Linked DNA regions of Homo sapiens: region 1 is linked to region 2. A link is a loop called in an ENCODE intact Hi-C map of the cell type or tissue named here. Cell type or tissue: Panc1. All regions are shown on one strand.

The links. Peaks named below come from ENCODE experiments on the same cell type or tissue, not always from the same donor. Only the 100,000 strongest peaks of a DNase experiment are listed, where the experiment ranks them.
Region 1: it touches region 2 in a loop (18-fold over the local background); 34 of 110 quality-filtered maps call a loop at or near these places.

What each region holds. Positions count from the first base shown.
Region 1 is chr4:94,255,779-94,258,278 of GRCh38, reverse strand. All of the region lies in intron 9 of SMARCAD1 (SNF2 related chromatin remodeling ATPase with DExD box 1), which reads right to left. Among named protein-coding and RNA genes, the nearest start is that of SMARCAD1, 49 kb to the right of the region's middle. In Panc1, no CTCF peak of the experiment used is centred here; a DNase peak (open chromatin) is centred at 1,243.
Region 2 is chr4:93,790,664-93,793,163 of GRCh38, reverse strand. It overlaps a transcript of GRID2 not described here. Among named protein-coding and RNA genes, the nearest start is that of ATOH1, 37 kb to the left of the region's middle. RefSeq lists a silencer at 1,395-1,454. In Panc1, CTCF peaks have their summits at 1,166 and 1,378 (motif pointing left); a DNase peak (open chromatin) is centred at 1,363.

The DNA.
Region 1 (2,500 bases), 470 kb before region 2:
GGAGGGTGAGGCAGGAGAATCGCTTATACGTGGGAGGCAGAGATTGCAGTGAGCTGAGATCGCATCACTGCACTCCAGCCTGGGTGACAGGGCAAGACTGTCTGAAAGAAGGAAAAGAAAAAAAAAAAATCTGATGGGAAATTTAGGCAACTGGAAAAGACTTTAGAGTTGACCTAATGACAAGTATATAGGAAAATAAAGAGAAAAACCGAGACAAATAACAACTAGGAAAAAAAATGAGAAAAAAATAAAAATCATGTAGTACACTACATGGTTCATCTATGAAAGGCATTTGCATAGTCATAACAATGTAGACACTAAAAATGATCTTCAAAATTACCATATTAACATATATTAACAGAACTGGGGAACAGAAAATGGGCATGTGAAGTGAGGTAGACAGTGAGAACTAAATCCTATTGTCTATAATATTAAGTTGATAGATAAGACCTACAAATGACAAAAAGTGCATTATAACTATATTACATAAAGATATGGAGGTGATCAGAACAATGAGACAAAAAGTCATGAAAGAAGTTATCTGCAGCATGGGCAACAGGCTGGGGAAAAGGGTGGATATAGATTTTTTTTTGTGGGGGCGGAGAACAAGCCTATAGAATTATTTGTTAATCTAAGTATATGTGTAAATAATAAAAGTATAAACATTAACAAAAAGTAAATAAACAATTTGGGGATGGGGAAAGAGGGGCTCTCACTTAAGGAAAGATGTAAGAACACTCTACTGCCACCATGTTACTGTTTTCTGAACACAAAAATCACTTAATCCTGTAAGTTACTTAACTTTCCCCCAAAAAAGATTTAAGAAATACAAAGTACCCTGTAAATGTGGGATCTATTAGTAAATCTGAAGTTACTGAAAACCACAGAAAAGATGATCCTGCTTACATGGTATGAAGTATACAAATGTATACATAAATAGATGATGCTCAAAACACCTTAAATGGTGGGTATCTTTGGTAGAATTTGGGGTAAACTTTACTTTTTCATTTCTGCACATGCTGTTTCAATTTTAGGTAAAACAAATCATTCTCAAAAAATGATAAATCTTTTTTTCAGGAGGAAGAAAGTTAAAAAGCTAATTGCTACTTCCTGAATAATTACATGAAAAAAACTCATCAATATGGCCCCAATCATATCTCTTCATTAAAAACTCAAGTGACTACTCAAAGGACTTTTTTCTTTCAAAAACAGTCAGCATCTGAAGTATCACTCTCTTGCCACAGTGTGTCACTCTTACTGTACAGATATTTTTGAATTTCCATAGGAAGGAGGAAACTGTTTAAAAGCAGATTTAATTTTCAAATCATTAAATCCCCACTTACCAAAAGACAGCCCTGAGGACAGAATCCCAAGCTTATTCATTATTATAAATACCTGGCAGCAGCCTACAAAGTACTCAAAATGTACTTGCAGATTTTTTTAATACAAACTTATCAAACTTACACAAATTAAAACAAAGCCTGAATATATAGTAATCTTACAAATAAATTCACTGGTGCCACCTTATTCAGAAGGAAGAAATATGTATTACCATGCTTTAAGTGGCCAATTTAGGCCAGGTATTTTACAGAAATCACCAGTTAAACAAAGCAAAGGACCAGATGCAGTGGCTCACGCCTGTAACCCCGGCACTTGGAGAGGCCGCAACAGGTGGATCACCTGAGGTCAGCAGTTCCAGCCCAGCCTGGCCAACATGGTGAAACTCCATCTCTACTAAAAATATAAAAATTGGCCAGGTGTGGTGGCGGGCACCTGTAATCCCAGCTACTAGGGAGGCTGAGGCAGGAGAATCGCTTGAACCCGGGAGGTGGAGGTTGCAGTGAGCTGAGATCATACCATTGCACTCCAGCCTAAGTGACAAGAGCGAAACTCTGTCTCAAAACAAAACAAAACAAAAACCAAAAAAGAAAATCCACAGTCTAGTAGATGAGAGTAACATAATGAGGAGCACAGTGTGTGACATGGACTAAACCTGAGTTGCTTGGTTATCAGCCAAGGAAAACTGGATCTACACTGATCTAAATGTTAACAAAGTAGATGCATATATGAAAGTTTCCAGGTTGAGTTACTGATGCATGTCGCATTGGTCAGCATAAAAACATTACTACTCTGATTAACATATAAAGATGCAACAGAGTAGTATTTTTCACAGACATAATAATATCCCCTCCCTACTGTGTGCAAGGCTAGACAAAAATCCAGTAAGTGGATGGTGAACTGATGCCATCAAATGTGTGAAATTTGGCAATAAAAATTCCAATTTTTACCACAATAACAGTACAAGTTTTTAAACTAATGACATTTTTGGCTTGCTGTATTTCTGAACCCTACTTGATTTAATGATGAGGTTTTCTCACAATAGGCACCTACATTACTGCTATTATGCAGAAAAACTGTAAGTAAAATGGAAAAAATTATGAAGAAAAATTTAAAAACAATATTTAAATTTTGACTAATAAATGATTATAAAGCTGAAGCA
Region 2 (2,500 bases):
CTTGCCTTTTAATAAGTAAATTTTATGAATTTTAAGTTATACATTTATATTTCAAATACTGCTTTAATTTGTTTGGCATAGTGGGATCGAGCATAAGGTTTTATTTAGAAAACAATACAGTTTCCATTGAAAAATAGGTTAAAAAGATACTTATAAAGGACTATGGCTAAACTGCATGTACATTGTTTCACAGTTTAACTAGAAGAGGTGGGAAAAATCTGTGGAACCTGACGTCCTACCTGGAGCAGTGGATGTGGCAGTGGGTAAAGGAATAGGTGGGACCTCCAGCTGGCACTCACAAACCACCATGAATCGTCCTCTCCTCCCCTCCATCATCAATCAGAACAACCCGGGTGAGACTGAGGTTTCACCATGGATCACAAATGCCCTTGTTGTATAGACTCTAAAATTGCACATGGCCTCTTTCTGATGTGTTCTCTTTCTTGGACTTCATTTTTCACCTGCCATATGTCTATTTGGACCTGATGTTCCAATAGTTGCATTGATTTGTGTTATCCTGACATTCACTTTATTCAGAATTAAAAGTGGGGTGAAAGGGGTGTGGTAGGGTTCCCAGCATGATTTTTGTTCTGGGTCAGCCAAAGGTGAAGGAGAAGCAAAACTGAGTTAGGCCAATGCAAAATTGGCCTAATGTAGGTGAGGAAGAAAATGGTCAATTCATAATTTTGCATTGGCCTAACTCAGTTTTCAGTTTTCATTTTGCGGGTGTAGGTCAGGTAAAACCCAGCCTTCCAAGAAGAAAGTGGCTTAGTGAGATGAACAGAGCACATAAGAGAGGGCTAGGTGTGGGGGAGAATTAAAGGTACAGATGTGTATGTTGCCAAACTAGCCTCATAGCACCACTTTCAGTAGGAACAGGCATTCTCACCAAAATTGGTGAAAGGGTTAGAGAGGGAAGTGGGATTAGAATTGAGTTAACTTTTGCTGACAAAAGTCTTTGTTTTCTGATGATTTGGGCAGCAGGTTGGGGCTTGGAGGTGTCATAAGACTTTATTTAGAAATTATGAATATATGAAAATAATATGGACAAAATATTTCCATTTCTTTTCATTTTTATTTTTATGAACTAAGAAAACAACAGACACAAAATACCACCATCTACACTCAACCCTTTTGAAAGTACACTGTAAATCATCTATATTTACAAGTTTCAGATACATTCTTTTACAAATAGTAAACATTAAAACAACCTAAAGGGCTTAAATGATGGGCTTATTCATCGTTAAAGGGAAGAATAAAGTCTATTTAAAATACTTTATTTTTCAAAAGAGGGCTGAGACTTTTCACACAATGCTGTTTGCTCACAGAAAACAGAATTTAAAGCTAAACTCTCAACAAATGATACCACAGCGCCACCATCTGGCTCTACAAAAGACAGCAGGGAGTCAGTCTGTACTAGAGGAGGAGGCCCGTGTTTTCTTTCCTGGTGAGCATTTGGAGAAACAAGAAGGGGACTCTCAGTGTGACTCTGTAATTGTCACCACTTTGGCTAACATTCAGGGTGCAAGGAACTGCCTCTATTTCTTTTTCTGTTTCTATTTTAATTTGAAAAACAAACACATTTTTAGTGGATAAAACCTTTAAAAATGAAAATCTCCTTAAAGTTAGTCTTTCCTTTTTTTTTGGACAACAAATATAAAGACCGTTTTTAGTCTGAAGAGTTTGTAATTTTAGTGGTGGTTTGGTAGAGCTTCTCTAAATAGACCTGCCTTACTAATTTTCAACTTGCCTTGGATATGACCTTTTTATAATGTTGCTGAAGTTTCCTTAAGTTCTTAAAGTTCTAGACATATTTAAGATCAAAACATATTCCAATACATAATCAGAACAATTTTGGCCCTGACACGAGGTGGTGCATATTTAAAAGTCTGCTTTTAAATGCAGTGGAATACAATGTATACTTCCAAAATCTGAATGTCTTAAAGGTTTTTTTTTATTTTATATTGCAGGTTTACAAGATTGCACAAAATTGCTAAATAACAGGGTGACTAACACATATGTTTTCATTTGTACATCTCTCTAAGAAAGATCTTTTAGAACTGGATTGGAAGGTAAAATGTTAGCTTTTATTGTATTTTACACTCTTGCAGCATCAATCTTTAATTACCACTTGCATTATATTAAACAGAAATTTGTACAGAATAATAACGGTAGAACACTATTTTGAGCCTACTGTGAACAAAGAACTGTGCTAAGTGTTTTACGTCTATTAAAGCATTAAATCCTTTCAGATATGATGAGAAACGTTCTATTATTACTTCTGTTTTGTGGGAGAGGAAAATGAAACACAGAGACGTTCAGTAACTTGCCTAGGGTAGCACAGCTGACAAATGGCAGATGTGAACCCTGGCTTTTAGACTCTAATTTCTTTGGGCTGCCACTAACTTTGTTCTCTCAGGATCTTCTAAAAACATTTAACATTGTATGTTCTTTCATATTATTATGTTTTCTCTTTTTACATGAACATGTTTGTCAAAAG